2 separate regions of the Homo sapiens genome follow, and region 1 is linked to region 2. A link is an interaction called in ENCODE POLR2A ChIA-PET data of the cell type or tissue named here. Cell type or tissue: Panc1. All regions are shown on one strand. Each heading gives the region's core, and the rest is flanking DNA. Links, peaks and the distances in the headings are about the cores only.

Region 1 (15,676 bases), core at 2,931-10,930, 270 kb after region 2:
TGCCAGATTTAAGTAAATAACTGCACATAAGCAATTAACTACAAGAGTATAAAAAGAGTGTACAGAGTCTACTGCTTGAAGATATTCAGGAAGGAATTACAGAGAAGGCACTCAGATGGGCCCTAAAGGATAAATGGAGGCTTTCTAGTGAGAGGAGTGGGAAAGCTCATTCCCTGCAGAGGGAGCAGCATTGTGAAGGATTGATAAGTATTAGTAGATTGGTATTTGTGAGGCAAGAGGGCACACAAGAAGGAAAGGCTGTGGGAGATGGCTTCGTGCATAGACAGAGTTCAGATATGAATCATCTCATAGGTAAGGAGGAGGTAGGGGGAGGCATGAGTAAGGGTGTAGTGTGATTACATTTGGGCTTAGAAAAACCCCTCTGGTGGAGTTGTGGAGGGAGAACTGGAAAGCAGCAAGATTAGGGACAAGAATGCTACAGTGGGTGCTGTGGTCTACTACCCAGATCCCCCTTCAGGACTGTGCACTTGTTCCTCCAGCTGCTGGAAGGGTTGGTGACAGGTGGCTCTCGAATTGCCCTTGGCCAAAGGTTATGCCACTCTGGGGTGGGGTGGGGGTTTGCCCATATCTAGTGGGGGTGGGTGGGGGGCTGTAGGAGATGGGGGTATGAAAGGTGGTGGTCTAGGAGAGTGGAAATGTGTTGGTTTAAGGACCCTCACCCCAATCCCTTGCATCAAGTGAGACAACTCTAAAGAGTCATCTGGTTCAAGAGCACTCCATATAATTGGATGAGGCTATTTTTGCACCTACATTGTTGTTCAACTCCTCCTTCTGTCCAGTCTTACTTCCTTCACCACCCCCAGGGGGATTATTTGCCATAACATGCTCCGAAAACCTTTCTGAATGCACATCTCAGAAACTCATAATCTGCTTTGCAGAGAACTGTACCTAAAATACAAGTCAGAAAACCACCGTAGGGCCAGGCACAGTTTCTCACGCCTGTAATCCCAGCAGTTTGGGAGGGCGAAGCAGGCAGATTACTTGAGGTCAGGAGTTCGAGACCAACCTGGCCAACATGGTGAAACCCTGTCTCTACTAAACATACAAAAATTAGCAGGGCATGGTGGCAGGTGCCTGTAATCCCAGCTACTTGGGAGGCTGAGGCAGGAGAATTGCTTGAACCCAGGATGCAGAAGTTGTAGTCAGCTGATATTGCAACACTATACCACAGCCTGGGCAAGAGAGCAAGATTCCATTTCAGAAAAAGAAAAGAAAACCACTGTAATGAGGACCCAAAATTAGACAATGGCAGAATCGGAGAAGAACTTCTTGGGCGGTCAAATCAAGAAGACTTCTTGACTACTTGGCTAAGAAGGTATAGTCTGGAACATCTGCCAGGTTTCTGGTTGGATGATAGTAATGGGGCCATTAGGAAATGCAGATGGAGAAATGAGTTTTATGAGGATAGTAACCACTTCTCTATGGAACAAATTGCATTGGATGTGTTTGCTGGACATTCTGTTAAAGGTCTCCATTAGGTGGTTGTACAGCAGACAGCAGGATGTATGGGATCTGGAGTTCAGGGGAGAGATCTGGGCTAGAAATATAGACTTGGAAGTCATTAGGTCTCTAGATGGTAAATTACACAGAACACTCACTCATGGGAAAGTAAATAACTGAGCATTGGGTACAGACTTGACTTATTTATCATTCAAAAGGCAGAGCTAAGGGAAATCAGAAAGAGATATTCATCTTCCATCTAGCCAGATTGTATGTTTGAATGACTTCAGTCTGGTCCTTGGCATTTGGCAGGACTGTCTGCTGAAGCTACCCCTGAGCCAGCATTTCCCAAATGGCATCAGAAGAATGATACTCTCTCAAACAGGGGTTCCTTGAAAAGATGGTTTGCAGATTAAGGACATTTAAAAAAATCTATTATATATTGCCTCTTCCTCAAGATTCATAACATATGTAAGCACAGCTAATTCTGTTTCTCAAATTTGTTTGACCCCAGAACCCTTTTTGGTGGAGACTGTCGATTAATGTCTTATACAATATTAATGTTGGGGAAATGCAGTTTGGAAGTTCCTGCCCTGGGACCTCAAGCACTGTAGACGTTACAATACCAGAACCTGGGGAAGTGAGATTCTCTTGGAGCAGGGACCCTGGCTGACTTGCTCTGTATCTCCAGGACGCCCTGGCCTAGGGCCTGGTTGTAAGGGCAGATCAGTATCCACGTGGGTATGGGGCAGGGGTATGTCTGCGAATAAGTAGATGTGATTAGATCTGGAGGAAATGCTGCCAAAGCTGGAGGTGCTGAAAAAGAAAGCAGAGATATCAGTAAAATGGAGAGTAGACTAAAGCTTACTGAGAGTCACCGATGACCAGGGGAGGCTAAGTGGAGCAACCCACAGAAACAAGTCATACTTCTAGAAGCTTTCACCAGACTATAGCTGTGAGAGCTGAAATTTCCACGGAATTGATTTCAGAGTAGAGATTACCCATTGTAAGGTAGGAAACCCCCAATTGGAGGTTATGAGAGTCGACAGGAATGTGCAAGATAGACAGAGAGAGAGAGAGAGAGAATGAAAAAGGAGTATGACAAGAAGTAGTGCTGCTTAGGGAAGAGCAACACACATGTTTTATGTGAATGTAATATTTTTATGTAGGGGTACAGTTTCCATTAAAAATAGAGAAATACTTGTCAGTTAACTGGATTAAGTGGAAGGAGATGGCCATTGTTGGTGAAAGGTAGTACTAATGATGAAGATCTGTTAGGAGTCACCTCCATGAGGGTGGGCAAGCAGACAGCTCTATAGGATTCACTGGCAAAGTATATCAGACAAATGACTTTGATGTTTATGGGTGAGGTCACCCAAAGTGAGTACCATGGAGGAGGTAGAAGTAGGCATGAAAGATGGTAAAAGTCAGAGCATGACTTTGTGTGCCACGGGAATAAAAGATTATGAAGAAAAAAAAAACAGAGCATGAGGGTGTGGGCAAAGGACAGAGACTTCTAGTTCAGGCATGCCTGGGGACTGCTTTGCCTATAGTGGGCAAGGCAGAGCCAAGTGGGTTTCAAGAAATGTAACTTTGCAGGAGGTTGAAAGGTATTTTGTGAACAATGAGTTGTGAGGTCAAGTTGGTTTGGGAAATGCTGAATTAATTAATGATTAACCAAATTTCTTTAATGCAGGACTTTTCAGAGCTTTAATATGTTACTGAGCATCAACACTTTCTAGCTTACAGGCTCTCCCAAACTTATTTGATCAAAGAACTCTTTATTCAGGGAATTTCTCTTAGGAATGGTGATCCTTAGAACAGTTTCTCAGAGTGTGGTTGGCAGACCTGTGCTGGTCTGTGAACCACTACTGACCTGCAACGAGGTCAGTAAAAAATATTGAGAATAAGCAATTAGAAATGTTTATGGCAGTTTGACATTGCTGCAACATTCAAATGTGTGATTATTTCTCTAGTAATATATTTTTTATTGTATTATCAAAATTATTCATTCAGGACAGATGGAAGTTAGAAACAAACCAACAAGCTAGTCCTTCACTACCTAGAGTTTAAGAAGCCCTGTCTTAGAACACACTTTCTAAAACATAGTATATAGTAACATCTTAGGATCAGTTGTCACTCAAGCATTTGTATACTAACTTATATCCATTTTCCTGACTTAATGATACAAAGGACTTTAGAACATATAAAGTGCTGATTGGATTATGCAAAAGTCTGCCAAGAATTTGTCTGGGAATATGTGGGCATACATATATTGGCCTGGGAGGCATTAATAAAGCCAAATGAACTTATGATACAGCTTCTTAAATGAGCCTGGACTCTTGAAGACACAAGCTCTGGCCCAGCTCCGTGGATATGCACCTGCAAATACCATCAATATTATGAATTTGGGGATTATGTTTCCAACACATGAAATTTGGGGGACACATTCAAACCAGAGCAAATATATTGTCTTACTAATTCTTAGTACCATTTTGTGAGGTGAGAGAAGCCATCGTATTCCATTTTGCAGCTGGGGACACTAAGCTCAAAGAAGGTGAAGGACTTGGTCAAGATCACACATCTATCAGTGGCCACAGAGCTGGGCTTGAGCTGTGTGCTGGCAGCTTATCCACTCATATGTGGCTTGCTCTCTGTGAGTCCTTAGACTCTAGACAAGTATTTTCTCCCTCGAAATAGCTGCCCTAGAATATGTTGTCCTAACATCATCGCAGAGAAAGTGGACTAGAGAGCAGTAAAGGGGAAAGGCTGAGATGTCCAGGACACCATGAAACTGCCTTGACATCTAAGGACAGCTTGGCATTGTCATAAGGGCCTGCTGGAGATGCAGCATCTTCACCCTAAAGGCTGATGTAGATGCTGAAAACTGCAACCCCTCAGTAGCATGCAGGGCCAAGTGTTCTCACACAGGTAAGTCTGTGACGTCCGAGTCACGCAAGGGGTGTCTTGCCTGGATTTAGAAGAGAAACGTCCAGGCGGCCCTCAGCCCCTTTGCTGCTCCAATGCCTCTGGGTCAGATGGGGGTGCACTGGTAAGGCAAGACACATCCTGAAGTTCTCAAGAGCCAGCCCAGGGCTGCTACCCAGATTCCTGATGGGCTTGGCCATGGCATCCCTGCAAACCCTGCTCAGGAGAGCTTGGGGCTTCAGGGGTAGGGAACAACAATATCAAAAAGCATGTGGGCCAGAATATGAAAATCCACAGGGATAGAAAGCACACTGGTGGTTACTTATGGCTGAAGGGGTAGTGGTGGGAAATGGGAGTGACTAATAGGTATGGTTCTTCTTTTTTGGGGAGATGATGAAAATGTTCTAAAATTGACTGTGGTTGCAAAGCTCTGTGACTAACTGGATGACTTTAAATGGGTTGAATTCTATGGTATGTGAATTACATCTCTATCAAGTTGTAAGAGCAGCGGCAGCCAGCCATGCACACAGGGTGAGCCCTCTGCTCTCACCCCTACCTGCCACTGAGAGAGACCCTTTTCTGGTCTGTGGCAAAGGACAAGAGGTAGTCAGCTGTTCATGTGCATTGAGCCCTGAAGACCCTCTCTTGTCAGCTGAAGCTGTTTTTCAAAGTAAACTCTTAGAGACAATATATGTGGATGAGCGAGCACACAAATAAACAGATTTCAGTAAAACGCAGTGGGGGTAGGGAGAGACAAATGAAGGGGAAACTATGCAAGCAAACATGGCAGGACTGTTCCTGAGCCTGTATTCCAGGCCAGTACCTACACTGTGGAGATTAAAGAGCCTTTGGATTGACCGAGACCATCAGGATTAGAGCTCAGACTCCAGGAGTCCTAGGTCAGAATGTTATCTGCCTTGCCTTGAGTGATCTTACTGTGCAGTGTATATTTTTATAAGCTGTGTCCCCAGTTGTTTGGGTGATAAAGGAGCTCTTAAGTGGCAAATTCAGAGGGCACAGCCCAGTGTGCCATTTGAAAAGCAACACGAGTGAGCTCTAATTGATACGGCCAAGGAAATCCTTTGCATGGGAAGCAAAGTCCTGCACAGATTGTCTGGAAACTGATGGCCAGCAGAGGGAGGTGGAGCCCAAACAACCTACTGGACATGAGCTGTGTTTGCTGTGTCTCTGTGAGTAGCCAGAGCAACTATGGAAACTCTTTTGGTCACACACATGGAAAGCCTAATAAGAACATGCAGAGAGCAGACATTCCCAGTGGGGAATAATCACCGTAACTCACCCTTGTGTCTTGCTTTATAGTGCTTAAAACACCTCCATAAAACCTTATCATGTGATCCCCACAAAACTCAGGTGAGGTAGAAATAGGTATTCTTCCTTTTTTTTTTTTTTTGTAGGTGAAACCCTGTCAGAGAGGTTAGGCAGCTTGCCTGCGGGCTGGTTAGTAGGGGACTTGGGCCTCCAGCTTCACTGGACCCTGGAAGCAGAGGGCAGCACCAGTGAAACATCATGGAAACTTTCCCCAGGATGGTGAAATGGGGGCAAGAGCTGAGGGAACGGGTGAAGTGGAGCTCAGAGAACTTGCACCCAAGGTGAACAGAACAGCAGCAGTTGGTCAGCCAAGCAGCAGGCCAGTTGTCAGCCAGATCCGTCTTGATGTGGCTGAAAGGACTGCAGTTTGGCCTTCCAGGAAAGTGGGCTGGATGGAAGTTGAGACAAAGGGAGTTCTGGCAGCATAGCAGACAGCACACCCATGCTGGCCTGGGAAAGGGACTGGAGTAGTCCCATGTCAGGAAGGATGCAGGGGAGCATGGGATAGTTGTCTCCTTGTGTGTATCAGCTTTGAGAAGAAGCTGAAGGAAGCAGCTCACCCAATGGAAAAGGAAAGAGCGGGAGCAGAGGGCCTTGGCAAAGCCAGGTCGGGAAAGTCATTGGAGCCTCTCCCTGCCCCCGGTCTGCTTCTCTAGCAGAGCTGTCCAGGACAGAATCCTGCCATCCCATAGTCTGCTGCCTGGAGTCCTTCCTGAGTCAGTGAATAAAACATGGTGATGGACCTGTCTTCTCCAGGTGAAGCTCCACAGCTGCATCCCAGGAGAGATGGGAACCCTGGACAAGGTTGCCTGGGCCTGGGAGGGGTGGACAGCATCTCCTGAGCTAAGCCCCATTCATGAGTCACCTTACCAGGCCTCACAATAAGGGCGTGAGGGAGACACTGTTATTCTCTCTCTAGTTGACGAATGAGCAGCCTGAATCTCGGTGAGGTTAAGAGACTGGCCCAAGTCACCCCAACAGCAAAATGGTACAGCTGGGATTTGAGCCAGCACAGGGCCCCATGACAGCACTGGAGGACATCGGGAGGTACACCTCCCGCTCCTCTGCAGGCACAGACTATGGGGAAACAGAGAACCATACCAGCTTTCGCTTTCTTTGACCCCACAAACAGCTATTTTGGTGTGATTCTAGACTATCTCAGTTCTTCTCTCCACAAGGTTTGTCTTCTCTCCCTTGTTCTGTTTTCCCTGTGATAGAGGCTAAACCTGAACTAGAATGGTAGCTGAGAATTCTCGTTGAAAGAATGCATTTCGTACCCAATGATACTGGCATCGTCCTCTCGCTGGTCATTCACGCGCATGTGCACACACTTTCCTGAGCACAGCCTCATCAGTTTTTATACTCACAGGAAGAGACACCCATCAACCTGACCCTTCCCTCCATGAAGCTCTCCCCCTGTACTGCAGCTTCAAAGGAACTGGTGGGAAGAGAGAAGCTGCGGCCTTGCGCCTGCTAGTTTGGTCAGTAGCAAAGGGCAATAGGTCTCTTTTCTGGAAGTTTGGCTCAAGAATTTTGATTTCTATCAGTATATGAAGAGATATCTGCACTGCCATGTTCATTGCAGCACTATTCACAATAGGCAAGATGTGGCATCAATCTAAGTGTCCATCAACAGGTGAACGGATAAAGAAAATGTGGTAGATATACATATATACATATTATTCAGCCATAAAAAGAATGAAATCTTGTCATTTGCAGCAACACGGTTGGAACTGGACGGTATTACGTTCAGTGAAATAAGCCAGGCACAGAAAGGTAAATATTGCATGTTCTCACTCACGCGTAGGATCTAAAAAAATTGAACTCATGGAGATGGAGAGTCGAATGATGGTTACCAGAGGCTGGGAAGGGTAGTGGGGAGTGGGGGATAAAGAGGGGATGCTTAATGGGTACAAAAATACAATTAGATAGAATGCATAAGACCCAGTGTTAGGTGGCACTATAGGGTGACTACAGTTAATTATAATTTATTGTATATTTCAAAATCGCTAAAAGAGTAGAATTGGGATGTTCCTAACATGAAGAAATGATAAATGCTTGAAGTGATGGATACCCTAGTTACCCTGATTTTATCATTACACATTGTCTGCTTGTATCAAAATATCACATGTACCCCACAAATATATACAACTATTATGTATCCATAATTAAAAATTAAAACTAAAAAAGGATTTTTCTAAATTCTTTTAGAATTCTAAATTCCTAAACTTCTGTTATTGGCTGATCAGTTGGAGTTTTATTCCATCAGTATCCCTCACTTAAAAAAGACTCTCAATAGTTTGCCTCCAATAATTGGAGTGATATAGATGCTCTAGTTATTATGATGATTCCACAAAACAGTCAAAACAAAAAGCACATCTGATGAATTACATGCTTATTTTTACCTCATATATGCCTATTGTGAATTGTAAGTCTTAGCTTATCGACCTCATTTTTCTAATTAATAGATGTATATGTTACTTTATAGTATTTATAGTAATTGAGAGTTATAAAACAGAATTTCTTTAAAAAACCTACAATCTTGAGTTTTCACTAAGTCATCAGACATTTTCTCTAATTAATTTCAAATTAGTGAAGTTTTCCTTGTTTGCTTTTTTGGAAAGTTGTCTGTAGAATCAAACTGTAAATGCTATTCTTCCAATGACATGCATGATACAATTAGTTTCACAAGGGTCTCCCAAAAGCCCAAGATGAAAGCCCTTGGCGGCTACTCTACCATGATATTCAAGGACCTTGACACCCTGACCTCAACCACATTTCCCATGTCACTTCCTACTACTACTGCCCACTCAATACCAATCATTCCTGCCACACTGCTCAGAAGTCATTCCTAGATATGAACCTCCACATCCCTACTACTTTGCTCAAGATGTCTCCTACATCCAGAATGTCCTTCCTTTTCTCTTTTCCATACAAAAAGATCCCTGTGCAATGAAGGTCAACCTCAAGCATCTTCTTTTCTGCTAAGCCTTCTCCATCCCCTCTCCCATCCAGGGAGAGTTGTTGTCTTTTGTGCCCACAGAGCACCTTCCCCACAGTATAATTAGTTAGTTACCTACCCATCTCTCTCACACAGTCTGTAATACTAGAACATGGATTATTTCCTTGGCATACTCAGCACCCTTGTTGGGAAAGCAAGTTGGATGTGGCTCCATAGAAAATAGAGATGCAAGAGACACAAGTCTTTTAAGTTTTGAAAATGTGTGCATAGAATGAAGTTCCATGAGATAGCCTTAATCCCTTTACTGGATAGTGATTTTTGCAGTAGTTTAATGGCACCATGGGGAGATTTCTGAAATGTTATATCAGAAACATATGGGGATATATATGGGGAATATATGGGGATATAGCTGAAATGTCACTGACTGGGAAGTCAGTAAAGGTTGGCTGAGTCCTTGGTATTGCCACCACTCCTATAACTGGGTCTGAAGTGAGCTCAGGGACAGGTAAGGAGCAGACTAGAGCAACAGAGCTGGAGAAGCAGAAGGCACAGGGGAAACTAATTTGGGGTGGAACATTGAAATTAGTTGGGAGTAGGTAATCACCTCCCTTTACCAAGGTTAGGTGCCCAGGAGGGGCCACTGAGTACCAGAGGGCAGAGGTGTACTGTCTGCATCCGTCCTTGCTAAGTTTGGGTGGTGACTGGTCCATATTTGCCTTAGAGAGGAGATAAGGATCAGATTTATGGATAATGTCAGCAAATATCCAGAGAGTCTGTGTGGTAGAAACCTTAACAATAAATTAATGAGATGACTCCAGCAGAAGAGTCTTGAAGAAATTCAAATTCAAGGGATGAAAGACTCAAAGAATGCTTTATAAATAAGGTGAAATGATATCCCATTTTGTTTCTTTTTCTTCTGGCAACTGCCAAGCCATTGGGCTTTTTGAGTAGGACCTCTGGCTATTATAGAGCCCTGGATCCATGGGTTAGGGTATCATTTCTCTCTCCTGGGCTTCAGGGCTGGCCTGCATTCTGCAGTGGGAGAGACTGGAAGGACCCTCAGAAGTTCTTAGTCTTCTCTGCAAATGGGAACCACTGAGAAACTTTAAAAGCACTCGTGCCTGGGATCCATCTCCAGAGATACTGATTTATTCAGTCTCGCAGAGGCCTAAGCCTGGGATTTTTGAAAGCTCCCTCGGTGATTCTAATACTTAGCCAAGGCTGAGAACCACTCCTCTAAATCAGTCTTCTCAAACTTAAATCACCTGGACATCTTGTTAAGACGAAGATTCTGATTCGGCAAGCCAGGGTAGACTCTGAGATTCTGACCATCTAACAAGCTCCCAGGTGATGTCTAGCTGCTGGTCCGGGACTGCACTCTGAGTAACAAGGGCTGAGAGTCCCGAGCGTGAACTCCAGTAAAGGTGTGGCCCAAATACATCAACATCGCCTGGGAGCACAAAGGGGCGGCTTGTTCACAATGCACATTTTGGAACCTCATCCTATACCTACTGTCTCTGAGAGTGAGATTCACAAGCCGATATTTTGTTTTTTAATTAATTTTTTAACGTGGAAAAAAATGAACTTTAATATGGCTTAAAAATACCACAAATCAAATCCAAAGACAAAAATTGAGAAGCAGTTGTAAAATACACAATAATTTCTTTATACAAATCACTCAGAAATAAAAGAACATCCAGGGCAAAGGATATGAACTCTGTGTCAGTTTATGAGAGAGAGAGAGAGAGAACATTTATTTTAATTTTTTGTCTGAGCTTGGCAAAGATTTAAAACCTTACTAATCCTCAATGTTGACAAGAATAAGGAGCAATAGGCACTTTTGATGGGAACATCAATTGGAACAACTGTTCTGAAAGATGATCTGCATTTATATCAATATTAAAATATATTTACTTTTGATCTAGTAATTAACACTTCTAGGAATTTATTCTAAGGCTATATTCAGGCAAGTGCTCAAAAATATAAGTACACATATTCATCATAGATCCTTTTATAGTAGTGAAAACTATAGGGAGTTAATCAATGAATTATGGTAAATTTGTGTGTGCAAAGACTTGCTTACCTATGACTACATCCCCAGAATCTAGCTCAGTGCTTGGTCTATATATGAACATTTATTGAATAAATGAACAAATAAATATAGTAGAAAATTCTATAGCCATTAAGAATGATGATGTAGATGTATATTTATTGCAGTGGAAAACTATTCATCCGATCTTACAAAAAGGACAAGCAGATGACAAAACTGCATAGATAGAATCATCTCATTTTTGCATAAAAAGCAAGTGTGTGTGTGTGTGTGTGTGTGTGTGTGTGTGTGTCTGTGTATATATCTATGGAAAAAAGTTTAGAAGAATGTATACCAACATATAAATTGTGTTTCTTCCTAAATGGTGAGATTATAGATGTTGTTTGCATTCTTATTTATATCTTTAAGTAATGTCTGTTTTTTTTTACAATGAGCATGTATTAACAGATGTAATTTTGATAATCACTAAATTTTTTTTTTTCATTTTTGTTCCATAGGTTATTGAGGTACAGGTGGTGTTTGGTTACATGAGTAAGTTCTTTAGTGGTGATTTGTGAGATTTTGGTGCACCCATCACAGGCAGATATTTTAAACAAGCTTCTCAGTAATTTGGATGCCCAATAAATTGGAGAGCCACTTGCTCCTAGGACAGTATTTTAGACCTTTCCAAGCTCAAGAGAATTACTCCATACTTTGGCAAAAACACAGGCTGACTAAATCAGAATCTTAAGAGTGGCCTGGGAATCTGTGCTTTGAGAAGAATACCAGGTAATTCCTGTGAGTTCAGGTCCAGGAAAGCCTGCTTTGTGGGATCTTTCTGTGGGACTGGGCCCAGGTAACCCTCCTCTCTCCCCACAGTGAACTTGTACTTGTAAAACCCAGCTGCATTGATTGTCATAGACAACCTGGCAGAGGAAAAAAAAGCGAGATGTGGCCGGGTGCGGTGGCTCACGCCTGTAATCCCAGCACTTTGGGAGGCCGAGGCGGGTGGATCATGAGGTCAGGAGATCGAGACCATCCTGGCTAACACAGTGAAACCCCGTCTCTACTAAAAATACAAAAAATTAGCTGGGCGTTGTGGCACACACCTGTAGTCCCAGCTACTTGGGAGGCTGAGGCAGGAGAATCGCTTGAACCCGGGATGCAGAGGTTGCAGTGAGCCAAGATCGTGCCACTGCACTCCAGCCTGGGCGACAGAGCGAGACTCCATCTAAAAAAAAAAAAAAAAAGCGAGATGTGTGTGAAGTTTGTTCACGGAGTTCATTGGAGGCAGAGGGTTTTGTTCTGTGATTATGATGAAAGAGGAAGTTGGGTGAGAATGGAGGAAAAGATCAGAGTAATGGCTGTGAGCTTTTTAGCGCTAATTGACAGGGCCTCCTTCATCTTGACTTGTCTGAATTTACTGCCAAGTGCCTAACATGGAAGGGAGGGAGCTGTGGGACTGAAGGGCATCCCTGTGGGCAAGTAAGTGTATCTCATGCCCAGAAAGAGGAAGAACAAGGTTTTTGTGCCACTCCTTATTATCCACCGGGCTGGCTCCAAGAGATGAACTAAAGAACTGGAGGGTTTTTGTTGTTTTTGTTTTAATTTCTGCAGCTCCACACCCATGCTGTGACAGGAACCCTATTAGTTTGTACTGGGCTTGTTTTAGGGTTGTTACATTTAGAGGATGTTTAAAGTGTTATTTTATATAATAAGACGTGGCATGAGTGCACACACACATACGCATATAACAAACCCAAGCTGCATATTTTGGCGTGTGCTTATCAAGCTGTAACATGCATTAGAATCACTTCCAGGGCTTGTTAAAACGTGACAAGCCAGAGTTTCTAGCCAGAGTTTCTGATTCCATAGGATTTCTAACAAGCTCCCAAGTGATGCTGGGGCGTGGGTATGGCAGGTGGGGTGGGGAGAGAGAACTGCAAATGAATCTTAACTAAAACATTTTTAAGCAGGTTTGTTTATTTTATGGGTATGGGCAAAGCAATTTTGAAATGATTTTAGATGTATTACAGGATTGAGCAAATGAGTAAATGTGTGTGTGAGAGAGACAGAGAGAGAGAAAGAGAGAGAGAGAGAGGTAGATTACTGGGTACCAGAGTTCCCACTGTGCAGGAAAAGACATATAAATAGGGAATGGGGGAAGGCAGGGAAAAATCCTCTGAGGATATATTGCAATTGGAGGTGGAGGTACTGGTATGAACTAATGATTTTAGAAATACGTACATGAGCACGTATATAAGCATGTTTATGCGTACATGGATATTATGTATGTATGATGTGTATACACATATTTGTATGTGTGTGTAAATAAATGTATATGTATCTGTTTCCTGGCTTTGTCTGAGAGGGTAGAAAACCAAAAGTCACCCTAAAGCCATGAGCACACTTAGTGCCTAGGCTGTCTTGGACTCTAACATGTTTCCCCACCAGGATAAACCAGGGCTCATCAAAGAAGTGGCACATTCTAGGATTGGGGCAGAATATGTACCAAATGAGCTTGGAACATCTTATGATGCCAGAAAGTTAAAAAAAAATGTAAGCATTGTCATAGGGACACAGGAGTCAGAGGGAAAGGGCTCTCGTCAGTGAAATCTGGGACAATTTGAGCACCAAAATAGTTAAGTACAGTAATGAATTGTAAGCCACTGGAAAAAAAAGGAATGCCTGAGTCCACTCCAATCATAAATGGATAATGAGAGAGAAGGAAGGCTCTTGCAAATATCCTCTCTCTCTATCTATATGTTGAATAAATGAATGCTATTCATGATATATTTGGGAAAGGACAGGGATGATGGAATTACCAGAGATTTTTTATTGTCTCCATTATTCTTTTATGTGTTTTCAAATACTCCACCATAAATTTAATAATGGGATTTTTTAGTTTGAAAAGTTACAAAGTAGTAGTATGTACCATCCCATAGGGAAAAGATTGGAAGGATACACACACACACACACACACACACACACACACACACACACACAGAGGGTTATCTGTGTGGGGTGCTGTGGGTGATTCTTTTATTTTTTTTCTTTATTAGTGTTTTACCCTGCAGCTCCAGCTCAAAGGATGTATATAATACTAATAATTTGCAACAAGAAATGAAGTTATTTATTTATTTATTTATTTATTTTTTGAGACAGAGTTTCGCTCTTGTTGCCCAAGCTGGAGTGCAATGGCTTGATCTTGGCTCATTGCAACCTCCGCCTCCAGGGTTCAAGTGATTCTCCTGCCTCAGCCTCCCAAATAGCTGGGACTACAGGCAAGCGCCACCATGCCCAGCTAATTTTGTATTTTTAGTAGAGACGGGGTTTCACCATGTTGCTTAGGCTGGTCTTGAAATCCTGACCTCACGTGATCCTCCCACCTCGCCCTCCCAAAGTGCTGGGATAACAGGCGTGAGCCACCGCACCTGGCCAGAAGTTACCTTTTAAAAAAGCATTGAAATTAAAACATAAATTAAGAAATAAGATACAAGGTGCTTGAACATGGTAAGTATCAAACAAATGTTAAAAAAAATTTACTAAGGCTATGTCATGACAAAAGCAGAATTCAAAAAAGTATATATAAGCGGTACAATAATTAACTTTTTGGAAAAAATCTCCACCCTTGTGTTGAGGGTAGTGCTCCAAAATGATATTGTAGTTGTGTCTGAGTGTATTTATTACTTTAAAAGAGGAAACTGTATGGTAGATATAATGTTTTATAAGCTTGCATTTTGAACATCTTTCACACATTGAATTGTCTTTCATAAAAGAGCTAGAATAAGAGGTTGAGGTGGGCAGATCACCTGAGGTCAGGAGTTCAAGACCAGCCTGGCTAACATGGCGAAACTCTGTCTCTACTGAAAATACAAATTGTAGCCTGGTGCAGTGGTACACACCTGTAATCCCAGCTACTCGGGAGGCTGAGGCAGGAGAATCACTTGAACCCAGGAGGCGGAGGTTGTAGTGAGCTGAGATTGCGCCACTGCACTCCAGCCTGGGTGACAGAGCAAGACTGTCTAAAAAAAAAAAAAAAGAGCTAGAATAAGCTAGAATAAGGGGACCACCACTGAAGCACTTGGGAGCATTTTCAACCTACGCAGAGGGGTGGTCACCCTGTACTACTTCTCTTTTAATTTCATTACTCAGATAATTGCACTGGGCAGCATCTTCTAGGGAGGCAATTTTCTGGCCAAATAATTAAAAGAAGTAAGAGCCATTTAGTACTTTCCCTAGAAAGTTATCTTTTGGGAGATGGGAGAGGCCCTTGATTATTTTTAAAGAGGAACACACACACACACACACACACACACACACACACACACACTCTTAAAGAGCCATAGACTATCTCTTAAGAATATACAAGAAACTGGTAACAGGGGTTTCTTCTAAGGGAGGGGGACTTGGGGACTTAGGGAATATGATTGGGAGGAAAACTTGTTTTTTTCTGTATACATTTTCATGCTGTTCAAATTAAAATAATGATGTGCATTTAGTATATGTTCAAAATATTTATTAATTAAAAACAATTCTTTAAAAAAGTCTGTTGCTTATGGAACAACTGTGAAAATAACTAGATCGGAGGAAAGTAAAATGTGTTTTCTTATGAAAATATGCTTGCCATTAAACTGATTAGTTTCCATCACAGATAGATTTGTAAGTGACTCAAACCAAGACTTTCCAACATTTGTCTGCCCCACCTACATGTCTGTGCTTCTGTCTACTCTGCTGTTCTCTTTGTTTATAGATAGACAGCTCTTGAGCTACCATTACTGGGGAGTTACTTTTGTTTCTCTAACAGCAGGGATGGATTTGGGCTAACCCCTTCCACTGGTTCTTCAGGGCTCCTTGTACCCAGGGAAGTGGCTGGATGGAATGTGAGTAACCATCACTGCCCACCAACACCGGGAAGTGAAAACTGGACCCAAAGGACCCACAATCTTCACCTCATTAGCATCGTG
Region 2 (15,676 bases), core at 4,774-12,773:
AAACCCCGTCTCTGCTAAAAATATAAAAATTAGCCGAGCATGGTGACAGGTGCCTATAATCCCAGCTACTCAGGAGGCTGAGGCAGGAGAATCACTGGAACCCAGGAGGCAGGGGTTGCAGTGAGCCAAGATCATGCCACTGCACTCCAGCCTAGATGACAGAACGAGACTCTGTCTCAAAAAAAAAAAAAAAAAAGTTTTACACTATGACATTTCCTGGTTTCAATTTTGCATTATCCTTGGCTGACTAAGGAAACCAGCATACTTGTACGGCCGGCGTTCCTGATGCCCCTCACTCACTACCCTCAATCCCTACCCCACATTCCCAGACAGCTTTATTTCAGTCTGCTGAGATGACCTATCCACCAAGAGCCCATTCTTTGGGCTCCAGCAGTACCTGACAATAGCAACATAAACACTAAGATGAAAGCTTTCTAATTCTGGGTGAGGCCTCTGATTATCTCTCATTTCAATGGCCATGTATTTGTGAATTCTTAACTTCTACATAGTACTTCTGTAGCAAAAAGTTCCTTTACTTTATTGAACTTTACTAAATTATCTAGGGTGAAAAAAAAACCCATAAGGGGTTGAAAGAATTATGGATGAGGTGAATGCTTTTGTTGCATAGTATTCACCAGGACTCAAAAGACAGAGAAGGATTAAAAAAAAAAAAAGACAGAGAAGCTTATTTTTGTAATCTTTCCTGTGAGTTTTCATTCTGAGCCATTTGTAAATATATGTAGCTGATGTCTGTAAATAATGAATTCTTGGAAACCACATTTTAATGTGGAGGGCTGTAAAGCAGTTCATATTTCCCCAAAAGAGCTATAATTGGGGTCTGCATTTCTGAAGCATATGCAGCACATTAGTTGTACACATGATCAAATACATTCTATAAAGCAAATATGTGAACTCTAAAGCAATTACAAATATCAAAATTCTGCTGCTGGTGCTAGTCCCTAGACCTAGGCTTTAAAACAACAAAATTAATTATACAAGAACTCTACCATAAAGTACATAGAAAGGCATACTCTGACATAACACACATTTGATCAGAAATGTCTATGTTTACCTTAAACATATGAGTGAAATAATAAAATGGTTGTGATTTGCCTTAAAATCTTTCAGAAGAAGAAAATGTTGGGAAAAAGAAGAAATGAAGCAAATGTGCAGAAGGCTGTTATTTGTTGAAGCTGCGGGCTTGGGGGGATTTGTTTTACTCTTCTCCTTACTTTGTGAATGTTTCAAAAACTTTTCAAAATAAAAAGTTTAAAAAGCTAAACTAAAAAGTATAAATGACACTTAATAACAAATAATATTTAACAATTTCTCTTTCTTAAAACGCAAAACTCTCTGGGGAAAGATGAGATAAATCAGTAACAACTGCCCATGGGAGGAGGCATTATAGCAAGATTTCCACAGCAAGCAGTTGTCAATAGCATAACTAAATTTAGAACCTTAACTTATCTTCTACATGGCGTGTACATGCACCATTAGACCAAAGTGTAAAAGTAAAACTGCAGAGAATGAAGATAAACCTTCCTTATACCACATAGAAAAATTAACTCAAAATGGACCAAAGACCTAAATGTTAAGAGCTAAAACTGTAAGACTCTTAGAAGAAAATACAGGAGGAAAACTTCATGATACTGAATTTGGCACTGATTTCTTGGAGCTGACACCAGGAGCACAGGCAATAAAAGAAAAAGGTAAATAAATTTAAAACCTCTCTGCATCGGCTGGGCGCGGTGGCTCATGCCTGTAATCCCAGCACTTTGGGAGGCCGGGGCGGGCGGATCACGAGGTCAGGAGATCAAGACCATCCTGATTAACACAGTGAAACCCCGTCTCTACTAAAAATACAAAAAATTAGCCGGGCGTGGTGGCACGCACCTGTAGTCCCAGCTACTCGGGAGGCGGAGGCAGGAGAACTGCTTGAACCCAGGAGGCAGAGGTTGCAGTGAGCCAAGATCGTGCCAGGGCACTCCAGCCTGGTGACAGAGCAAGACTTTGTCTAAAAAAAAAAAAAAAAACCAACCTCTGTGCATCAAAGGGCACAATCAACAGAGTGAAAAGGAAACCCACATAATGAAAGGAAATATTTGCAAATCATATATCTGATAAAAGATTCATACCCAGAATATATAAAGAATTCTACAACTCAGCTGTGCATGGTGGCTCACACCTGTAACCTCAGCACTTTGGGAGGCCAAGGCAGGAGGACTGCTTGAGCCCAGGAGTTCAAGACTAGCCTAGGCAACATAGTGAGACCTGTCTCTAAGTAAATTTAAAACAAAAATAAAAGAATTCTACAGCTGAACAGCAACAATGATGAACAACCTGATTTTAAAATGAGCAAAGACTTTGAATAGACGTTTCTCCAAACAAGATACACAAATGGCCAATAGGCACATGAAAAGATGCTGAACATCATTAATCATTAGGGAAATGCAAATCAAGCCTACAATGAGATACCATTTCACTCCTATTAGAATACCTACTATCAAAAAACTAGAAAATAACAAGAGTTGGACAGGATGTGGAGAAATTAGAACGATTGTGCCCTGGAGAAATTAGAACCTCTGCACCCTGGTAATGTAAAATGGTGCAGCCAGTACGGAAAACAGTATGGTGGTTCCTCAAAAAATTAAATATATAATTCCTATATAACCGAGGAATCCCACTTCTGGTTATATATCCAAAAGATTTGAAAGCAAGGTCTCAAAGAGATGCTTGTACACCCATGTTCACAGCAGCATTCTTCACAATAGCCAAAGGATGGAAGCAACCCATGTCCATCAATGGATGAATAGATTAAACAAAAATGTGGTGTATTTACTCAAAAGAATATTATTTGGCCTCAAAAGAGAAGGAAATTCTGAAAGATGTCACGACATGGATGAACCTTGAGGAAATTCTGAAAGATGTCACGACATGGATGAACCTTGAGGACATTACGCCATATGAAATAAGCCAGTCATGAAAAGACAAATACTATATGATTCCACTTATATAGGGTACCTAGAGTAGTCAGATTCATAGGGAGAGAAAGTAGAATAATGGTTGCCAGGGACTAGAGGGAGTGGGGAATAGGGAGTTATTGTTTAATGGGTACAGGGATATAGTTTTGCAAGATGAAGAGTTTTAGAGATTGGTTGTACAACAATATGTTGTTGTTGTTGTTGTTGTTTGAGACAGGGTCTCATTCTGTTGCCGAGGCTGGAGTGCAGTGGTGTGATGATCACAGCTCACTGCAACCTCAAACTCCTGGGCTCAAGCAATCCTCCCACCTCAGCCTCCCAAGTAGCTATAACTAGAGGTGCAGCCACCACATCCAGCTAATTTTTTTATTTTTTGTATAGACGGGGTCTCACTATGTTACCTAAGCTGGTCTTGAACTCCTGCGCTCAAGGGATCCTCCTGCCCCAGCCTCTCAAAGTGCTGGGATTATAGGTGTGAGCACCATGCCTGGCCTGGTTGTACAACAATATGAATGTACTTAACATTACTGACCTGTACACTTACACATGGTTAAGATGGTTAACTTACGTTATGTGTATTTTACAATTTAATTTTTTTAAATTTAAGTATACATTTACATTCTAAATATTTATTAAACGCCCAACCATCCAGCTGTTTCAAAAAAGGCACATCTCCAAAGATGACCTACGATGATAACTACATTGGGCCTTGGCTGTTGGATTATTCCTACCAAGTTGAATTAAGAGGGACTTAAGTAACTCATTAATTAGAACTTCATTACTAAGGTACTGAAGGATTTCATTGCATAGAAAATTAATGCATGTGGGGGTCTACAATTTTTAGTAGGGTTCTGATGTTTTCTATTAATATTTTGTTTTTATAGAGTCTTTAAAAAATAAGAAAACCCCACATTTCCACCTACATCATAATATCTAGTCACAATGACACTGTACCAACTCTAGATAATTAAAGCCAGCTTTTGCTCAGAGATCCCCGCCAGGGTTACCTCCTGAAAAGCAAGTAATGAACACTAAGCCATGTATTTTTTATTGGATTCTCTAAAGTAACATGAGTCAGGCTCCAAGTGTCAGAAGATCTGTCTCATGCTAACAAAAACAAAGATATTTACTGTTTAATCCCCTTTTATCCAAGTACATCAATGTTCTTGGCAAACATTAATCAAACGGAAATTAAGGCATATCCTCAGGATATATGAAGGCATTGGGCTTTCAAAAACTCATACACGAAGCATCTAGATCCAACTACTAATTTACAAAGCAACACATTGAACTACACCATGGCAACATAATTAGCAAAAACTGGACTGCGGGAAACTATGCAGGAAAAATGATCCAGTTTTTTCAACAAAATAAATTTCAAGGAAAAAAGAAAAGAAAAAGAGATAGAGTACGAACCTATAGCTTGAGACTTACAATAAGTGTCAACCAGTTGCAATACCTGAACCTTGATTAGAACAAAGTAGACAAAAAGAATATGACATTTATGAGACAATAGGAAATGCAAACACTGGCTTGATATTTGATAATATTAAGGAATTATAAACATTTTTAGGTGTCACAATGGTTTTGTGGTCATACATAGATATATAGATTTTTTTAAGTGCTTATGTTAGAGATAATCTGTCAGGGATCCCCAGACCACACCCAGGTTTGGTGATTTGGTAGGAGGGTTCACAAGACTCAGCATATAACTGTACTCGTGGCCAAGATTTATTACAGCAAAAAGACACGGAGCAAAATCAGCAAAAGTAAAAGGTGCATGACATAATGTTTAGAGGAAACCAAATACAGGTTTCGAAGAGCCCTCTCCCAGTGAAGTCACACAGGATGGGCTTAATTCCCCCAGCGGCTAGTTACAATAATGCTGTCTACCAGAGAGGCTCATTAGGGACACATTGCTCAGTTTTTACTGAGGACAGGTTACATAGGCAAACTCTGTATAGCACTTACTAAGATTCCAGACTCCCAGAAGGAAAGCAAGTATTCACCACAAACCATGTAGTTTGCACACAAAGCTTAGGTACAGTACACTACTACTAGTTAGGGTGGTTGAGAACCCTCCCAAAATCCAAGTTCCCAGATGCTCGCCAAGGGCCAACCTTGTAAACAGGCCTTCCAAAGGACAGCAATCAGGCCTGCTATGCTCTTTTCTGCACAGATACACAGTGGAATATCTGGGATGAATTAACAGTATGTCTGGGACTTGCTTCAAAATAACATGGAAAGGCAAAATGAGTGAGGATATAGCTGACATAAGATTGGCCAGGAGTTGATACTGTTGAAGTTGGGGCCCGGGCACATGGGAATTTATTGTACTGTTCTTTCTACTTTAGTATATATGTGAGATTTTCCCATAATAAAAAGTTTTGGTAGTTTTTAAACATAGGAGAAAACTCAGAGATAGTGCTTAGGCTATGAGTCAACAGAGCCTATAGGCTGGTGGGGATGAGAATCAGAATTTATAGAACCCTTAGTCTATCACCAAGGCCTGAGGGAAGAAAGGCCTGAGGTGCAGGCCATATGTGAAAAAGGCTTTTGATTGGGACTCTCAAGAGTTAGTGAACATGTTTTGGAAGATAGAGATAGAAAAGGTAGCCTTTTGTCCAAGAAAAACTAAATCTCAGAGCCGGAAGTTTGAGAGTAATTTAATTATAGCCACAGATTAAGTGGCTAGCAAATGATCTTAAATAATCTATGGAGCATTGCAAATGAGATGTATAATACTTTGAATCATTAATTCCAGAGCTATAAAATAAATATGTAGCCACTCTTTCCCATAGCACATTAACAAAGAATGGAGAATGTTTCTTCCATTTCAAAAATTTATTACTGGAGCTGGGCATGGTGGCTCACACCTGTAATCTCAGCACTTTGAGAGGTCGAGGCAGGCAGATCACTTGAGGTCAGGAGTTTGAGACTAGCCTGGCCAACACCGTGAAACTCCGTTCTACTAAAAATACAAAAATCAGCTGGGCACGGTGGCGGGCCCCTCTAATCCCAGCTACTCGGGAGGCTGAGGCAAGAGAATCGCTTGAAGCCGGGAGGCAGAGGTTGCAGTGAGCCAAGATCATGCCATTGCACTCCAGTCTGGGCGATAGAGCGAGACTCAGTCTCAAAAAAAAAAGAAAAAAAATGTATTCTTTAGCACTGATACTTGCTTATACAATAATATTATACTCTAGAAGACATTAGGCTCAGTGTGTCTAAAACCTTGACAACAAGGTCCACACACTAGAAATACCGTGCATTCTGAGTTACTGTTACACAGCCTCCATAGACAAGAATTGAAGGAAGTGAGGGAAATATAGGAAAAGTATATTCTTTATCTGAAACTATAATCTGTATTCAATAATAAATTATCTGAAACAAAAATATTACGAAACCATATTTTAGCTTGTATCATACAAGAGTAGAAAAAAACAACTAAAAGCCCAAGAGCAAACTACGAGCACAGCAAGCTTCACTGCCTGGCCCCTCGCTCCAACACCCCACAATCTGAGATGTCGACCTGTAATAGACAGAAAAGAATGAGGCAGGGAGGACCAGAGCAAATCAGCAATACAGAGTCAAACATGTTCCCTATATCATATGAAGGAAATACATGTTTATCACTGAATGGTGTCATCTTTGATCTCCAAACAAAAAGCATTAATGACTCATCATCAAAACATTCCCTATTACTAAGGATGGCTTTTCACTAATCCACCCATAATCTGCTATCCAATATGAACAAAAATATAAGATGAAATTTCTGGCTGGGGACCAGAACAAAGCCCACAGATGTACAAGGGACCAAGGGTCTTCTTGGTTCTGTGCTAACACCCACAGATCTTTCTTGCCAATGGAAATCATTTAGTATTGGGTTACAAATATACTATAGTATTTAGTCACAGAGGTCCTTCAAAATAACATTATGATTAAATAAAAGATCTAATGTTATTTCTTGTTTTTTGTTTTTTGTTTTTAATGGAGTTTTGCTCTATCGCCCGGTCAGGAGTGCAGTGGCACCATCTCGGCTCACTGCATTCTCCCCCTCCTGGCTTTAAGAGATTCTCCTGACTCAGCCTCCCGAGTAGCTGGGACTTCAGGCACACACCACCACGTCCGGATAATTTTTGTATTTTTAGTAGAGATAGGTTTTTGCCAAGTTGGCCAGCCTAGTCTCGAACTCCTGACCTCAGGTGATCCACCCACTTTGGCCTCCCAAAGTGCTGGGAATACAGGCATGAGCCACTGTGCCTGGCCTTTCTTGTTATCTATTATCCTAGGTGCTAGGTGCCAAGCTACGGGCAAGTGTTAAGGATTCCGCTGAATTTATCTACCTGAGCACTTCAATACATAAGCAAGAACAGCTATTGCATAGACTTTACAATAAATGTTAAAGGTTGGCAATAACATAATTCTCAACAATGTCCTATTGGCAAATTAATTTTCCTTCTACTATCTACAAGTTTCAATGTTAGCTAGCATTCATTCTTGAGATATATGATATATATATATCCATATTTTTTGACATATATCAAAATATATTTAAGCCTAAAATACTAAAAAAATTAAATTGACTTTAAAATGGCCAAAATTCAACTATCCAAAGCAAACCTAAGTGTCCAGTAACAAATGAATGGATAATGAAAATGTACTATACATATACACAATAGAATACTACTAATCAGCCTTAGAAGGAAGTCTTGTCATTTGGGACAATGAATGAACCTGGAGGACATTATGTTAAGTGAAATAAGCTAGTCACAGAGATATAAATACTGCATGATTTCACTTATATGTGGATTGTAAAAAAAAGTCAAAGTCATAGAAGCAGAGAGTGAAATGGAGATTACCAGAGGCTGAGGGCCAGGAACATTGAGGAACTACTGGTCAAAAAACACAAAATTTCAGTTAGACAGGAAGAGTAAGTTCCAGAGATCTATTGTACTTCATGATAATCAATGGTTAATAACAATATATTGTATATCTGAATATTGTTGACAGTAGATTTTGTGTTCTCATCACAAAAGAAAGTGAGGTAATGCATATGTTAAACAGCTTGATTTAGGTATTCCATAGTGTATACATATACCAAAACATCATATTGTAAGCCACAAATATATACAGTATTTACTTGTCAATTAAAATAAGTAAATAGATAGATAAATAGAAGTTTAAGAAGCAAAAATGGACTCTGAGTGGTCAAAAGAGAAGGCATAAAGTCCTTGCATGCATTAAAGCTTTTCTTGAGAGAGAATCCCTTGTTTTCATTCAAAAACTCTACCTCTAGTCTTATTTTATAATTTTATCTGTTATACAGTTTCCAAGTTCATCTGAGTTTAAGTTAGAAAATTCATGTTGTCCTCAGGGTGGGGAACATCACACCCCAGGGCCTGGCGTGGGGTGGGAGGCAGGGGGAGGGATAGCATTAGGAGAAAAACCTAATGTAAATGATGAGTTAATGGGTGCAGCAAACCAACATGGCACATGTGTAACAAACCTGCACATTGTGCACATGTACCCTAGAACTTAAAGTATAATTTTTAAAAAAAAGAGAAATGAAAAAAAAAAAGAAAATTAATGTTGTCCTAAGTAGCATAAACTGGCCTGAGTTAAGCTAAGGCAGGCAAAGAAGATTATAAGGATATAGGTCCCTTCATGAAGTCCAAGAACAGGAACAGTGCTTCAGACAGGACTGGAAGCAGGGCTTAGATGGCTCATCATCCCTCTTGGTTTCTCATCTCTGCTCATTTGTGTATATCTGCCCCCTGTGCTTTCTAGGCCACATGACTGGTAAAAGATGCCCACTGCATAGCTCCTGAGCTTCAAGTTTACAGGTGTAACTACAGAAAGTAAGCTTCCTCCCCTGGAAACGTCCCAGGAAATGGACACGGAATGACTAGGTTGCCACTCCTGGTCCAGTCCCTTGTGGCTGAGGTGAAAGAGGAAGTCGAGTTATAAAATGGCTGGGGATTAAAGAAGGTTCTTAAAATCTAGGAAGACCCTCCGAAGAGTATTCATTAAGGAAGAAAAGCTGTGAAAATACAGGGATCTAGAGGAGCTTTGAAAATATAACAAAAAGTAAGGGTTTATGACATTATCATGAAGGACGCAGGCCCTCCAAATATTTTGACTTGAGGTATATGGGCAAATATCCCATAACACCTTAGTAGACTATGAGGGCTTCATTGTACTATTGGACTATTGATGACTCAACACTGAGAAAAGTTTAAGTTCTATTCAATATACACTTTGAGAAGAATGCAATGCCTCCCTCAGTCAACCCCATGAGGTGCTGTGAAACTGGAATGCCCTTCCTTCAGGGTAGTCCTGAGTTGGCACAATGGGGATGGGCCTTTACTAAACCTGTGCAACAACCAGTCAGTCACCGATATAGGCTGCCCTGCAAGAGGGTGTGATCTTAGTTGAAACAGCTTTTTTTTTCAGACAGAGTCATCTTGCTCTGTCACCCAGGCTGCACTGCAGTGACACAATCACGACTCACTGCAACTTCCACCTCTCAGGCTCAAGCGATTCTCCCACCTCAGCCTTCTGAGTAGCTGGGACTACAGGCATGCACCACCATGCCCGGCTAATTTTTGTATTTTTAGTAGAGATGAGGTTTTGCCATGTGGCCTAGGCTGGTCTCAAACTCCTGAGATCAAGGGATCCACCCACATCAGCCTCCCAAAGTGTTGGGATTACAGGTGTGGGCCACTGCACCCAGCCCGAGAAAAAAATGTTAAAAGCAGCTGGCAGCAGATGGAATGAGGAGTCAGGATGGCAAGTCTCAACAAATTTCAAAAAATATACGCAGATATTCATTGTTCACAGTGAAATTATGCTAGAAGTTGAGAGCAGATGTCCTGAAATAGCTTAAATAAATAAATAGATAAATAAATAAATAAATAAATAAAATTTAAATATTTAAAAGAAGAAATTGGCTGGGTGCGGTGGCTCACATCTGTAATCCTAGTGCTTTGGAAGGCTGAGGCGGGCGGATTGCCTGAGCTCAGGAGTTCGTGACCAGCCTGGGCAACATGATGAAACACTGTCTCTACTGAAATACAAAAAATTAGCCGGGCGTGGCAGTGTGCACCTGTAGTCCCAGCTACTCGGGAGGCTGAGGCAAGAGAATCGCTTGAACCCGGGAGGTGGAGGTTGCAGTGAGCCAAGATCACGCCACTGCACTCCAGCCTGGGCAACAGAGTGAGACTCTGTCTCAAAAAAAAAAAAAAAAAAAAAGAAGCAGAAGAAGAAATTGAGGGCAGAAGGATAACTTAAAAACTGCCAAATTTTTGGAAATAAAGCAATTTCTTTATGAAATGATTCACAGAAAAACTATCAAGGGAAATTAATAAATAAATGAAAAATAATAAAAATTCAACATATCAAAACCTGAGGAATATAGCCAAAGTGTTGCTTCGAGGGAAATTTACATCCTTAAATCATATATTAGAAGCAAAGAAAGGCTGAAAAGCAATGTCTGAGCATTCATTCCAAGAAGCTACAAAAAGAATAGCAAATTAAACTCAAAGAAAGTAGAAAAAAGAAAACAACAAAAACTCATAATCAGCAAACTAGAAAATAATTGTACAATAAAGAAAAATCAACAAAACCAAAAATTAATTATTTAAGAAGACTAATAAAATTATAAAACACTAGTTTGTACAGATATAATCTATGTAAACAATTCCCTATTGCTGGACATCTACGTTATCTCCACTTGGATACACTATTCCACAGCACTGACATAATCATCCTTCCAATATTCATTCATGCTTATTTCCTGAAAATAAATCTTAAAATTATGACTGTTAGCTCAAAGGGTGTAAAAAATTCTAAGGCTTCTGATACATATATTGTGTTAAACTGCCCTATAGAAAGACTGAACGAATTTTACTCCCACTAGCAGTTTGTGATAGTGTTCATTTCCCTAAGAAATAAGTGTGATTTTAAAAAATATTTATTAATTTGTTTGGTTAAAAAAAAACCTCTTCATTTTAATGTGCATTTCTTACATTACTGAGTTGAACACTTCCTCAATGTTTACAGGCTAAGTTTCTTTTGTGAATTGCCTTAGTGTTTTCTATTCTTCTATTAAGGTGTTAGTCTTTCTCACAGATATTATTACTTTTTATATATTGATATTGAGCCCTGAACCAAAGAATTAAAAATATTTTCCTGTTCTGTCAGATGGCCTATTAATGTCCTTTTGAACATGTTGTTGTTGTAGAGAGCTTGAAACTGTATATTCTTGTCAATTTTTTCCTTTATGGTTTGCCTTCATTTGATGTTTAGAAGTACCAACCCCATACCAAGATTATTATGTGAATACTCACCCATATTAACCCCTAATGGAATAGCAGTGGTAAAGACTTGATGAATTTCTACAAATGTCTTGCTGGCTCAGGAATGTAGTCAGGAATTCCATAAAGCATATCAAATGTAAGATATCATTTAAGATTTTTAAAAACTAGAGCTACTACTAGATTCTAGGCTTTGTGGGGCAGAGCCAAGGCAAGGCAAAATTGTGATGTGACTGAAATTGCTTTTAGTGGCCCAAAGTATCTCCTTTTTTCTTTGCCCTTTTACTCCTGAAGCAGCTTCTCCTCCATCCCCAGTTCTAGCTACCTATCTCATTCTCAGTGAAGGAAGGACTGATACTTGTTTACCATAAGACATTAAAGATATTTAAGCTTTTAAAATAACAACTTGCAAAGAGGATGGCCAAGAAAAGGTTAGAAGATTCTGAAGCATTAATGGATTTTCTTTTTTTATTATTATTTTTAATTGTGGTAAAATACACATATTTACAACCTTTATCATTTTTAAGTATACACTTCAGTGGTGGTATTAAATACATTTGCTTTGTTGTGTAACCATCACCACCGTCTGTCCACAGAACTTTTTCATCTTCCAAAACCGAAACTCCATATCCATTAAATGAACGCCCCATTTTCCCCCTCCCTCAGCCACTAGGAGCAACTATGCTACTTTGTCTCTACCGATTGTACTACTTTAGGTACTTCATGTAAGTAGAATCACACAGTATGTGTCTTTTGTGACTGGCTTATTTCACATGGCATAATGTCATCAAGGTTATTCATGTTGAGGCATCTTTCAGAATTTCCTTCCTTTTTGAGGCTGAATAATGTTCCATTGTATAAATACACGACATTTTGTTTATCCATTCATCCACCAATGGACACTGGGTTGCTTCCATCCTTTGGCCATTGTGAATAATGCTACTGTGAACACAGATGTACAAGTATCTCTTTGAGACCTTGCTTTGAATTCTTTTGGGTATATTCCCAGAAGTGAGATTGCTGGATCATATGGTAATTATCAGTTTAATTTTTTTAGGGGGCCGGGCACAGTAGGTCACACCTGTAACCCCAGTGCTTTGGGAGAACAAGGCAGGGGGATCGCTTGGGTGATCAGAGGATTTTGAGGGTTACAGTGAGCTACAATCACCCCTCTGCACTTCAGCGTAGGTGACAGAGGAATACTGCCTCTTAAAAATAAAAAATAAAATAAATAAAAATTTGAGGAACTGACATACTGTTTTCCATAGTGGCTGCATTTTACATTATCACCACCCGTGCACAAGAGTTCCAATTTCTCCACATCCTCTTCAACATTTGTATTTTTTTGTTTTTGTTTTGTGTGATAATAGGCATGAAATGATATTTCATTGTAGGCTAGATTTGCATTTCCCTAATGATTAATGATGTTCAGCATCTTTTCATGTGCTTATTAGCCATTTGTATATATTCTTGGAGAAATGTCTATTCAAATCCTTTGCCCATTTTTTTTTTTTTTTTTTTTGAGATGGAGTTTCGCTCTTTTTACCCGAGCTGGAGTGCAATAGCACGATCTCAGCTCACTGCAACCTCTGCCCCTAGGGTTCAAGTGATTCTCCTGCCTCAGCCTCCTGAGTAGCTGGGATTACAGGCGTGCGCCACCAGGCCCAGCTAATTTTTTGTATTTTTAGTAGAAACGGGGTTTCACCATGTTAGCTAGGCTGGTCTCAAACTCCTGACCTCAGGTGATCCGCCCGCCTCGGCCTCCCAAAGTGCTGGGATTACAGGTGTGAGCCACCATGCCTGGCCTCTTTGCCCATTTTTCAACAGGGAGTTTAATAGGGTTCTTTGGTTGTTTGTCGTTGAGTTGTAGAAATTCTTTATGGATTTTCTTTTATTTGTAGCCTTTCTTAGTACCCTCCAAATCAGTTCATTCAGGTAGCTTTCTCCTTTTCTCTCCCTTCTCTCAAAAAACGTTCTTCTTAGTTCATGCCTAATCCAAGAGGCTAATCCCAACACCAAAAAATGGATCAGGAGTGAGGCATCTCAATTCTAAAAGCATCAAACAATGCTTTAAATATATTATAAAATATATTTAAATATTGTTTGTATTGTGTGTATACACAAAATCAGAAAACTTTTTTTTTTTGAGACGGAGTCTTGCTCTGTCGCCCAGGCTGGAGTGCAGTGGCAAGATCTTGGCTCGCTGCAAGCTCCGCCTCCCGGGTTCACGCCATTCTCCTGCCTCAGCCTCCCGAGTAGCTGGGACTACAGGCGCCTCCCACCAGGCCCGGCTAATTTTTTTTGTATTTTTAGTAGAGATGGGGATTTACCTTGTTAGCCAGGATGGTCTCCATCTCCTGACCTCATGATCCACCCGCCTCGGCCTCCCAAAGTGCTGGGATTACAGGCGTGAGCCACCGCGCCCAGCCAGAAAACGTTTTTTTTTTACTCAAAAATGTCTCTTTGAAATACCTTTGGCCAGGTGTGGTGTCTCATGCCTGTTATCCCACCATTTTGGAAGGCCAAGGAGGGAGGATCGCTTGAGCCCCAGGGCTCAAGACCAGCCTAGGCAACATTGTGAGGCCCCGTTTCTACAAAAAAATACAAAAATTAGCTGGGCGTGGTGGTGTGTCTGTAGTTCCAGCTGCTTGGGAGACTGAGGTGGGAGAATTGCTTTAGCCCAGGAGTTCAAGGCTGCAGTGAGGTATGATTGTGCCACTGTACTCCAGCCTGGATGACAGAACAAATCCCTGGCTCTAAATAATAAAAATAAAAATAAGATAAAATTGAAAAAGGAATATATTTGTTTACACTACTTGAAAAAAGAAAATATTTGTTTTTTTCTGATTATAAAAGAATGTATGTTGATTATAACAATTCAGATATTACATAATTGAATAAAGTATTAATAGAAAATGAAAATCTCCCAAAACCCTCTTGCCCACAGAAAAAAATATTTTAAGCAGTCTAAACAGTCTAGTATAAACTTCCATAACATAGGCATACACACAGACACACACACACATACATATACTACACACACACACACACACACACACACACACACACTGTATTTTACTTTTCTCTATTTAACAATATATCCTAGACATTTATCCATATTAATATGAGATGCTGTTAATTATCTTTTTTAAATAGTGGTCAAGATAGTATTTATATATATAAACTAATATTAAATTTTTGTTTGGGAGGCCAAAGCGGGCAGATCACCTGAGGTCAGGAGTTCCAGACCAGCCAGGCCAGTGAAACCTCGTCTCTACTAAAAATATAAAAATTATCCGGGCATGGCGGCACACACCTGTAATCCCAACTACTCAGGAGGCTGAAGCAGGAGAATTGCTTGAACCTGGGAGTCAGAGGTTACAGTGAGCCAAGATCGCGCCACTGCACTCCAGCCTATGCAACAGAGTGAGACTCCATCCCAATACATATATACATACATACATACATACATAAATTTTTGAAATTCACAAAACCTGACAAAATGGATTCTAATTAGATCAGAAGTACTTCAGGGTCTAACACTGAACAACAGAGAGTAGAGACAAAATATAAAATAAAGCTCGTAATTATTCTGTATCATTTGTACATAAGATCTAAATATTTAATAGTGCTGTAATTGCAGACTTGCCATATTTACCTATAGTGCATTTACAAACTCTCTTTCTCACTCCAAACCAGAAATAATATAACCTCTGACCATACCACATCTATAGAAGTGTCTGATCAGTAAGGCCAGCCATTTCCAAAACTTTTAGTAAGAGAACAGAGAGGATACCAACCTAGTTGACAAATGTAAAAGGCAGATGAACACATACAGGGGTTTGCAAGTGTCAGCCTCCATTTAAAGTAATCAATTCTCTCATTGTGCCATTAGTAAATAACATTTTGGTTGATTTCTTCAGTTACACAAAGAATTAGTGTCTTCCTTTATGATTAAGGAAACAGAGATTGCCTTGTAAGTCTCAGCAAACGATACAAATTTAAGTACAAGTTGAAATCCTGTCATTTGGAGCAACATGGATAGAACCAGAGGTCATTATGTTAAGTGAAATAAGCCAGGCACAGAAAGACAAATATCACATGTTCTCATTCATATGTGAGAGCTAAAAAAGTAGGTCTCATGAAGACAAGAGAGTAGACTGGTGGATACCAGAGGCCAGGCAAGGTAGCAGGGACGGGGAGATAAAGAGAGGTTGATTAATGGGCACAAATATTAATATACAGTTTGATAGAAGAAATAAGATCTAGTGTTCAACAGATCAGTGGGATAACTACAGGTTACAATAATCTACTGTATATTTCAAAATAGCTAACAGACTAATTTGAATGTTTCTAGCATAAAGAAAAAACAAATAGGGA

What was found. ChIA-PET counts read pairs that join two places held together with the same protein. Peaks named below come from ENCODE experiments on the same cell type or tissue, not always from the same donor. Only the 100,000 strongest peaks of a DNase experiment are listed, where the experiment ranks them.
Region 1: POLR2A ChIA-PET joins it to region 2 with 5 read pairs; 3 of 35 experiments call an interaction of 5 or more read pairs at or near these places.

The regions. Positions count from the first base shown.
Region 1 is chr15:52,760,451-52,776,126 of GRCh38, forward strand. The region is part of intron 1 of ONECUT1 (one cut homeobox 1); the gene reads right to left. Among named protein-coding and RNA genes, the nearest start is that of ONECUT1, 22 kb to the right of the region's middle. In Panc1, for the core only: a CTCF peak has its summit at 5,507 (motif pointing right); no DNase peak of the experiment used is centred there; H3K27me3 peaks cover 2,540 bases.
Region 2 is chr15:52,487,546-52,503,221 of GRCh38, forward strand. The region is part of intron 1 of MYO5A (myosin VA); the gene reads right to left. Among named protein-coding and RNA genes, the nearest start is that of MYO5A, 33 kb to the right of the region's middle. In Panc1, for the core only: no CTCF peak of the experiment used is centred there; DNase peaks (open chromatin) are centred at 9,234 and 9,426.